Linked DNA regions of Homo sapiens: region 2 is linked to region 1. A link is a loop called in an ENCODE intact Hi-C map of the cell type or tissue named here. Cell type or tissue: gastrocnemius medialis. All regions are shown on one strand. Links, peaks and the distances in the headings refer to the core of each region. The heading gives the core; the rest is flanking DNA. Region 1 has its middle 98 kb from the start of NIHCOLE. Region 2 has its middle 43 kb from the start of LINC02115.

Evidence for each region. A loop is a pair of places that touch in the nucleus more often than their neighbours do. Peaks named below come from ENCODE experiments on the same cell type or tissue, not always from the same donor. Only the 100,000 strongest peaks of a DNase experiment are listed, where the experiment ranks them.
Region 2: it touches region 1 in a loop (4-fold over the local background); 1 of 110 quality-filtered maps calls a loop at or near these places.

Annotation. Positions count from the first base shown.
Region 1 is chr5:104,176,233-104,181,617 of GRCh38, reverse strand. No RefSeq gene overlaps it. Among named protein-coding and RNA genes, the nearest start is that of NIHCOLE, 98 kb to the right of the region's middle. In gastrocnemius medialis, for the core only: a CTCF peak has its summit at 2,264; a DNase peak (open chromatin) is centred at 2,357.
Region 2 is chr5:103,496,288-103,501,672 of GRCh38, reverse strand. It overlaps the pseudogene PDZPH1P. Among named protein-coding and RNA genes, the nearest start is that of LINC02115, 43 kb to the left of the region's middle. In gastrocnemius medialis, for the core only: no CTCF peak of the experiment used is centred there; a DNase peak (open chromatin) is centred at 3,252; H3K4me3 peaks cover 561 bases; H3K27ac peaks cover 2,949 bases.

The DNA of each region.
Region 1 (5,385 bases), core at 122-5,121:
ACAGAAAGTAGGGATCCTCCTGGGGTTGAACTAAGAGTCCTCGGAAGAAAGGCGTGTCCATGTGTGGTTCACTCTGCAGCACCATTTGGAATTGGATTGCTTCTAGGCAAGAGTAAACAATTTGAGTAACAGTATTGAGTAGACAAGGTCCAGACGTTAATATAAAACATATGAGCAAGAGGGGGCACTAACCAGTTAACAATGTCACTAGCCAGTTTCACGAAGAAGACTAGAATTCATTAAAGAGGGATTGTAGCCATCCAGGGCTGGAGCCTGCATTTTCTTTTAATCTGTAATTGATTTTAACTTGATCTTTAAGCAACTGTAGGTTTTCTTCTACTTGACTAGAGGTGTTGATCTGGAAGCAGCATTTTTCATTTAAGACTCCCAGGTCCCCCTCCTTTGGCTGTAAGGACATCTAGGGCCTGTCTATTCTGTATTACTACTGAGGCTAAAGAGTTTATGGATTATTGTTGTGCTTTATTAGTGCCTCTCTCAGTCTTTCCAAGAAGGCTGTAGGATTCTCATCTGGCTTTTGATCTATCATGAACAGTTTAGAGTAATTAAGAGGTTTAGTCCAAGTTTTTCTGGCACTAGATCTGGGTCCTGGCACTTGTTGAATGTGCTGCCCATAGTTGCAGGTGTGACCTTAAATATGCACATTAAAAAATGTTTCCTTTTCCATTCATCTGTAGCATCATTAGGGCCCCAATTAGAGTTGTCAAGAGGAACTGCTTTCCTTCCTTTTGGGAATGGAGTTTCCATTATTTCTTCACCTTCCCTATTTTCTCTTTTCTTTTAGACCTACTACGGGAGACACATTGCTCATTTCTGAATTTCTCTGCTGCCTACAGAGCTACCTGCCTCTCAGCTGTGGTTAGGGTTTGGCTTAGGAGCAGCATAACATCCCTCCAGGAGAGGTCAAATACCTGAGTTAAATTTTGGATGGCTTCTATATACCTATCAGTGTCATCAGAAAATTGGCTTAGGTCTCCCTTTACTTGCCTAAGAGCTTGCAATGAGGAGGGAACTTGAACCCTAATGGCATCACCTCCATTGGGCCTTTCCTGTAGAGGGAACAGTGAATGTGTGAAAGTGGGAAACTTTGGAGATGGTGGAGGTGGAAGATCTGTGGCATGGTTGGAAGTGGCCCCAGATAAGGGAGACTGGAAGGGCTGGCACACTCAATAGCTGCCTCAGATGGTTTCTGCAGAATTTGCTTTTCTAGTCTTGGGGAATCATTCCCCTTGGGACCGTCTGACATGATAGGTAAAAGGGCTGAGTCAATTGTGCAATGTTTGCAAAGATATGGGTTGTCACGCAGAGCAAAAGAAAGCCTGCACATAAGGTACCTTGGACCATTTGCCCTCCCATCTGCAGAAAAGATCTAACTGTCAGTTAATATTAAAATTAAGCTTCCTTCCACAAGCCAGGCTGGTTCAAGAGGGTAAAAAGACCATGCCCTTATGCAAAAGAAAATGGGCCATGTTTTCTTCAAAGTCTCAGGGTCAAAGGAGTCCCAGTGCTTCAGAATGCACTCCAGAGGAGTACAGCCCGAAGATAACCTGTTACCCATCTAGAAAGAGAAGTGAGAAAAAGGTATCCCTTTTGCCTTCTTCCTTTTGGTATGACCCAGAGTTGGGAGGAAGACAGTGTGGGTGTCCCCCAGCTGTTTCCCCTCCGTGGTTCCTGGGTCCTGGCACCTTGTTGAATGTGCCACCCATGGTTGCAGGTGTGACCCCCAGCCATGGAACCAGAGGAACTAAGAGATTGGGATTAGTCACGCCCACCATGCAGCTGTAGTTCTCTGCCTGTGATTCCCCTTTGACTTCCTAGACTTGTATGACCTGCCTAGCTCCCCGAAAAAAAAAAAGGATCTCTCGAGAGACTATGTGAAAGTTGCTTTTGGGAAACTTTTGCACTTTCCTCCTTAATGGAGGAAGTGGGTTGATTTGGGCTCCATATCCTACTGTTATAGCCCATGCTAAAGCATTTAACCTTAGAAAATGGTTCTGGTTAACTTCTGAACTTAAAAATCCCCTTACTAATTAAATACCATTCTAATTAGAGGCAGAATAGGTGACTTAAAGGAATGTGGGAACCAAATGGCTATTTTCCTGCTGATGGGACAGTATTGAGACTAGAATTTAGCTCCGGATAATATGTTACTCCTAGTTGTTGAAGGCAGAATTTCGCCATTTACAGGAGCATGAAGGCTGGTTTCTAGTAGAGAGGCACAAAAAGGGAAGAGAATTGGTAAGCTAAGAGTGTTTTGGTAACGAACCAATGGTGTGCCTCATGGAGATTATCTCGATGCCACTAGGTGGTGCTGTTGACCTTGAAATGCTATGTGCTCGCCACACCAAGGGCAGAGTGACGTTGACATGCCATGTGTTCTTCAGACCAAGGGCAGAGAGAGACCTGGAAATGCCATGTGCTCTCCAGACCAGGGGCAGAGAGTGACCTAGAAATGCCAGGTGCTCTCCAGACCACGGGCAGAGAGTATGCTCGGTGTAGAAGGGAGACCCTCTGTTTTTAGAAAATCAGAAAGACGCCTTCCCTTGAGCTATATCCCCAGTTACTACAATACTCCTTGATCTTGCCAAATAAGATTACTTCCCTGAACTGTAAAACTTCCCACATATTGCATATGCAGAGAGCATAGGAGATATGGCAGTTGTGGAGAGGAAAGGAGGAAATTACAATAGAAAAGTTGGAGATTATGTAGCCGACACCCCATTGGGTGGTCAGAGGTTGGGGTCAGTCCAGAAGCCTTTGGATAAAACCAGGGGATAGCCCCAGCCAGGAATCCTTAGTTGCACTGAAACCTCTTTCAGCCCCATGCAACAGTTAAGTCCTCCATGAAAGGAAGCTGGTTCAAACATGGCCAACATGTCCAGCAACCCGTGGTTGCAGGGGATTCTCCATGTTCTCCTCAGCAAGCTTCACATCTAGGTCTTTAAGAACAGCAGCCACATTAACTGTGTTTTTACCTGGCTGACAGATGCCCTTTATTGATTTGATTTGGTTCTAAAATGGAGGGCAAGAGCCCCGAAATGAAAGGACAGAGTTGGAGTTTGCTCCTCTACTCACCATTTTGATAAATGTTTTACCTTGGTATCCTGGACGAGATCTCCAGTATAAAGCAACTATGTTGTCTGGGTTATATACCCAGGGTTCATCGTCTCAAGCCAGGAAAATTTAGGACATGGTCGCATACTAAAAGTTTAGGAGCAGGGGTTTAATAGGCAGAAGGAAAGAGAAAGAAAAACAGCTCTCTCTATTGAGAGGGGACTTCCGAGCAGAAGGAAAGAGAAAGAAAAACAGCTCTCTCTATTGAGAGAAGACTTCCGAGCAGAAAAAACCAGCTGGCGGTGGACACACCAGTTTTTATATCCCGGCTTGAGGAGGCAGTGTCTGATTTACACAGCGTTCACAGATTGGTTAGATCAGGTATGATGTTTACATAGGGTTCAGGGACGGCTGGTTGCCCCATCCTAATCTTAATATAAAAATAAATTCTCCCCTTGGCCAGTACCATCTTGTCTGATCTTTATTGTACACGTGGCTGGCAGAGAAGGAAAGATGGAGCCACCATCTTGAACATGTGTATCCCCTAGTTCCTGCTGGCATTCACCTGTGCAAACTCCCAGCTTTCTTGTCTGTTTGCAGCTTGTCTTTACTGTCTGCTCTTTGTTAGAAAATAATTTGTGGCTGCTTTTCATTAAAAAGAAAAGCCTTACCAAGGACTCTCATACCCTTATTATCTGCTTAAGTGATTCCTTCTTAACTCCTATATCACTATTGTATACTTTCATTTATATGCCAAGTAGGCAAATTCATAGAGGTGGAAAGTGGATTAGTGGTCGCCAGGGTCATAAGTATGGAAACACATTGAGCCATATGGAGTGAAGAAAGTGTTCTGAAATTAGATTGTGGTAGTGTTTATGCAACGTTGAGATATACTATTAAAACTCCAGTAAATTGTATACTTTACATGTATAAATTTTATAGTATATGAATATCTCAAAACTATATTTCAAAAAATAAAAACGAAATTTAAAATTATAAGTGCATAACTGAAACTAGAATGTAGCATACTAACCCTAAACATCTAGCATACTAACCCGTAAATCTATATTAAACATGGCTTTTCCTCAGAAGATATTCCATAATACAAAAATGATGTCAAACAAATAGAAATTGAGCAGAAGAGCTGAAAGCCATAATCTTATAGGCTTGAGTTGTCAGAGAATCCAATAGGACTTCCAAAAGAGAGGGATTATAGTGAATAGAATCCTAAAATCTCCACATAAATAGCCGCTTAACCTCTTTACAGACAGTTAAATTATACATGGAGGGAGAACAGACACCAGAAAACAGCAAGTTAAAAGCTCAAAGTAGTAAGCAAAGATTTAAGATACCGTCCACCTCAGAAAGAGGGAGTTTGCAGTTTAAACACTTCCAGATGAGAGGGTTTTGGTCAACATCTCAGGCTTTCCATAGATCTGCCCTAACAAAGTGTAGATCAAGAATTACAACTTCAAAGTTATCAATCAGTAGTTTAGCCTGGTAGAACAAAATCCACATTTCAGGGCAAGATGATAGAATTCAAAATTTAGACAATGTATCATTCACAATGGTAAGGGTATGACAAAATATTAACAGACATGAGAAAAAGGAAGTAAATATGATCCACTATAAATAAAATAAATATTCCTAAGAAACAAACTCCTCATATACCCAGTTAATAGAATTGATAGTCAAGGACCTATCTATTATAAATATGTTCAATGACTTAAAATAACTGAGCTGAGACTGCACCACTGCACTCCAGCCTGGGCGACAAGAGTGAGACTCCATCTAAATAAATAAACAAAACACAAAATATGCATTACATAAATATATAACATAATGAACATCTGTATAAAAAGATGTTTTCAAAAATTTGTGGTTGTGATCACTTATTAAAAAAACAAAAATCCAACTGGGACGTTAATGAGATTTCAGTGAATCTATATCAATTTGGGGAAAATTAACCTATTAAAAATATTGAGTCTTCCAATCAATGAGTATAATTTATCTATTTCTATTATCAGTGTTCTATAGTTTTCAGCATACTGATATTAAAAATACATTCTACTATATTTATACCTAATATTCACTTTTTTATACTTGTGTAAGTGGTATTGGTCTTCATGTTGTATTCCAATTGTTATTTGCTAATATATAGAAACAACAGTTTTGCTGTATTTAGTTTGAATCCTCTGTCTCATCCCGACTCACTTGTTAATTCTAGAAGTGTCCCCCATTAGATTTTTGAAATCTAAGAGATGCAGTATTATTCCTTTCTTTCTAATCTATTTATTATTCATTTTTATTGCC
Region 2 (5,385 bases), core at 270-5,269, 680 kb after region 1:
CCCTTCAACTGACGAATGAATGAACAAAATGTGCTGTGTCCTTATATGGAATATTCACCAATTAAAAGGAATATAGTGCAGGTTATGACATAGCTGAATCTTGAAAACATTATGCTAAGTGAATAGAGCCAAACACAAAAGACCACATATATATGATTCAGTTTATATGAAACGTCCACAATAGACAAGTCAATAGAGACAGAAAGCAGATTAGTTGTTGTCTGGGGCTGAGGGGTTAGGAGGAATAGAGAATGACTGCTATTGGTTATGGAGTTTCTTTCTAGAGTGACAAAAAACTATTTTAAAATAGATGGTGTTGATGGTTGCACAACTCCCTGAATATACTAAAAACCATTGAATTGTACACTTTAAGTGGGTGAAGTATATGGTATGTGCAGTATATCTCAATAAAGGTTTTTTTTAAAAAAAAAAAAACAATTACTTTCATATTGATAGATTCCTTAAGTAAAAGATTGTTGTTTGAAAACACATTTTACTTAGGAGAGACAATTTGTTATTAGATACATACCTTTAATTATAGTAGTTTATCTACTAGAAAGGCAATCTAGTCAATCATTTAACATATATTCACCAGCACAAATGGCTCATACATTTTCCTTCCACTTCCATAATCCTTCTTGAAGTTCTTTAGTTATCATTTACTCTCCCACCTCAGATTTAATCACCTTTCCTCAGTCTTCATTCTTCTTGACTTCTTGAATGAACTAGTATTAAAAATGCTATGCTATGGTTACTTTTATGGCATTGCTATAGAAATGCTGACTATTCCCTATATCTTGAAATGCTTCTCGTGCCTTCTGTTGATTTTATACTCTTGCATCTATGCTCTGTAAGGTCCGTCTGCTCCTTCTTTGTGTTGCTTTTTGTCTCCTGTTTTGCCGTCTCTCCCTAAAGGTAATTATTCTTCAAGATTTTTTCTTCAGTGCTCTACATTTCTCTTTTAACATTTGACCCTTTGGTTATGAATCTTCAATCTATTTCTATTTTTTTTTTTTTTTTGAGACCAGGTCTCACTTCCGTCACCCAGGCTGGAGTGTAGTGGTATAACCATGGCTCACTGCAGCCTCAACCACTCTGGGCTAACATGATCCTCCCACCTCAGCCTCCCAAGTAGCTAAGACTACAGGCACATGCCACCATACCGGGTTTTTGTATTTTTTGTAGAGACTGGATTTCACCATGTTGCCCACACTGGTCTCAAACTCCTGGGCTCCAGTGATCTACCAGCCTCGGCCTCCCAAAGTGCTAGGATTAAGGCAGAATGACCCCTTGAGTCCAGGAGTTTGAGACCAGCCTGGGCAACATAGTGAAACCTTATCTCTAAAAAACACTATGGAAGAACATATTCAATTGATCAACCACACCATGAGACTTTAGTTCATTATGAGGATTATATTATGAATGAAAATATCATTCATAATATTTATTACTTTTTATCTACCTTCCTACATTGATGGGCCATTGCTTATCCAAGCAGAGAAGACTCCTACTATGGATAGATTTAGACAAACTATAGTCATTACTGTAAATATTCTAAGTCACTATCTGTTGAATCATACTTTGAAAATAAAATTCTTTAATAAGGCTTATGACATTCTAAATACTAAAAGCCTGATATTACTGCATAGTATTCTTGAAGTCCATGAATAGTACACATATAACCAGCACTGAGTCCTAAGAAAGAGGAAATGGGTTTAAACTGAAGCAAAAAATAAAAATAGATTTACACTGCAGCAGGAAGAATTTTGGTTAAAGATATGGGAGACCTTATTAAAAATGAGTTAGCCTTGAAATGGTTTATTAGATCCTTTTTTAGGCCTTAAGAATATTAGGTATTTTGCAGTAAGTGCAGGTGCTAGAAAACTATGGGATAAAATAAATAACCTCTGGAAAGGCCCCTCCCATCTTCCAATGCCTAAGTCCTTAGGCTTAGGCTATTTTTGGTTTCCTTTCTGAGATGGCTCAGAAAGGAGCCTATACAATGAAAGTAAAAGCAGCTCTTGATTTCTTTTTTCCCCTCACTACTCCAGGATCTGTTTTTGCCACAACTTCATAAGTATTTCAATTACTTGTTCTCTCAACAATCCTGCAGAGAAGCTCTGCTCCCACCCCCCTCTTTATAGATGGAGATATTGAGGTTAAATGATTTTCTCAGGGTTACAAAGAAACCTAGCAGCAATGAGGGAATGAGAACTAGCAGTTCAACCTTCTGCCGGATGAATAGATTGAGTTTCTGAGCAGCTTTGCTATTATATTGCAAAGAGGCCACGCAGCAGCCTGGCTGAATGTGTGAGGAAACCGCGTCCTGGAAATGAAAAGGAGGCTGCAAGGAGAGCATTTTCCTTCTTATTAATGACATCGGCAATTGTCTAAAGTTGGAAAGAAAGGCCCTTCAGAGAAAGAGCCTTTTAAAAAGAGGACAAATAGCAGGGTACTCCATTTGGGACCCTCCCTCAATGAGACTGTTGTTGTCTGTCTACTCACAGACAGTGCCGCCAAGAAAGCCGGGCTCCAGATTGGAGATGCGGTACTGGCTGTCAATGGCACTGAGGTCACCAGTGTCGAGCTTGCAGAAGCTGTGAACCTTGCAATGAAAGGTAGGTGGGCCAGTTACAGAATCCAGAGTTCATCTGAAGGAGCAGAAAGCTGCCATACAGAGTTCCAATGTGGGAGGGGACACCTACAGGTGTAAGTGCACTTCTCTCCCAAAGCTCCCTTTAATGCCCTGTCATCAGCATGAGTTTTCATAGAAATTAAATCACATTTCCCTCCCATTTTCCTTCTGTATTGATGGCTAGCCACTAAACTGAAGCGAGAAAATGGCAGTAAGTAAAACATACCCTATTATTATCAAAATATTTACTTAAACTCCTTATACATGCACAGAAAAATTCTCATTACAAGAATTCATTTACTATTACCATCCTTTCGTCCCACCTTCCTTCCTCCCTCCCTCCTTTCCTTTTCCCTTTCCTTTCTTTCCATCAGTTTTGAGAGTTAACAGCCTCAGGATTTTAATGTAAAAAAAAAAAAGAGAGAGAGAGAAATGAAGAAATCACAGATCTAAAGCTTCTACAGATTTTCCCAGGCCCTTAAAGCAATTGTGTTGCAGATGGAATCACCACAAGAACAGTGAGGATACATGCCCCACACCCTTGCATCCTCTCACATTTCACTTTGTGGAAAGGTAACACCATCTTCCTCTCTGCAAAACAGCTTACTTTTTTGGCACAGTGTTACAAACCCTACCTCCCTGCAGACCTAAAAATACCCAGCTGGTAAATGCTGTGTTCCCTCATGGAGTTATTTGGTGTGGTTTCCTGTTCCGGGCTTCCTGAAGGCTCCATGAGTACTTCAGTGCCTCTGAAGGTTATTAGCAGGCAATGAGATATTAAAAATGTGTGCATTTGGGATAGGTCACATGTGCTAATTAGTAAGTGTAACTGGCTGAGCAGTAAGTATCATTTGCCCTTTTCTCATGATGAAACCATGCTTGATGATTAGCAACATTGAGACTTCTCTAGCGTAGACGAGCAGCACAAAAAGAAAAAAAAAAACCCACTAACAAATGCTGTGTCTTCATAAGTGATTCTGAAACTTGTAGGATTTGGCTTGGTGTTTTGCTGCTCTGTGGGACTTGGACTAGCTGCACCGGGAATCCAAGGTCATTGTCAGTTAGCACATGCAACAGCTATTTATATGTCTTGCACAAATATTTATCTTGTATGGAGTACAGATGAGAAATGGAGATAATATAATGATTATGCTAATGAATTGATAGTATTCCATAGAATAAGGAAATCTTACCCATCTGAATTTAGCTGTTCCTAGGTTCTTCCTCACAGATAATTACATTTCCAATTTTCTGAGTTAAATAAAACCTACTTTTAGAAATATTGCTACTTTTAGTACTTCTTTTATTTTTCTCCAAGAGGCCTAATGTTCTTTATAGCACTAAACCATTCAGCCTCACTACATCAGCTAATAGAAATAAATAGAAATCATCTCTAAAACTTGAATGGAGAGATTTCTGATTTCTGACAAGGTAAGGAACTAACACTGATACTGAGAGAAAAGCTATATTCAACATCCTAGCCATTCCTGGAAGTTACTTGGGCGGATGGACTTATCTGCTGATATAATCTGGGCTCAACCACTCCTTGGTTGCCACCTTCACTTTTCTCCCCAAAGGAAACCTTAATTCTGTGTCTGTTCCAATTCTTCTCAAACCCAACATCAGAGATACATCAAAAACATAAAAGTGAATTATAGATCTGAGATGCTAAAAGTAAAGGCAAGATCATTTGGTGCAGGTGCATATTAGAAACAGTGAGAATTACAGGCAGTAGCAGATGACAGCTGAACACTTCATGTAAGGAACAGGCTGAGGAACTGCTTCTTAATGTTTTTTCTATTCCATATAGACCTAGGTGGCCAGTTCTCCACATCACCTGAAAGCCAGAGAAACAGCAGCACCTATAATGGAGTCAATGGGATATTATCAGGGTGGCCCATCATTCCTTACCCAGATATAATCTCCTGCACATCCTAGGACTAAGTAATTATAGCACAGCTTTTTGTTGAGGAAGAGTAGAGTTTATGGCAAAGGAAAAGGGAGAGTGCCTGAGATTCAGGGTCATCTTGTAAGAAAGCAAATGAGGCAAACATAGTGATTGAGCCAATATAGCAACCCAAGAGGCTTACCGCCCTGAGGAGTACCCTGTCTCCACCACCACACTCACCAGGAGGGATGTCAGCCATGTTCTGGACTTTAAACTTTCTCCCAGTACATACTTTCAGCCAAAGTACTTAATAATCCCAGAGCAGTAAGAGTTGTCTAGTAAAAATAACAAGACATCTGAGAAACATAACTGCAATAAGAGAAAGATAATATATGGAACAATCTGTAACAACCAAACCAAAATAAATTAATAGATCGGAGAGAACAAGCACTTAAAATAAGATCAATAAATATCATAAAAGTGGTGAAAAAGGACATTTGTAGGATATTTAATATAAAGCAGAAAAAGCAGACATAAGGGAAAACCAATCTTCAGCACCAGGTATAAAGAAAATAATTGTTTAAATAAAAAATGCAGTAGGTGAGCTGAATAACAGAAAAAATACAGTAGAAAAATTTTAAAGATCCAAAATATTTAATGTAAGAACTTTCATAGAACGCATCAGGTGAGTTTTTTTAAAAAAGAAAATATATAGGAAGAGTTAAGAAATACATAGGATACAATTAGAAAAGCCAATATGGTAATATTTCAATCAAGAGTGCTTAAAGGAAAAAAGTAAATAAGTACATGGAAGGAGAAATATTTTTGAAGAAAAAAATTAGACTTTTCTAGAATTAAAGAA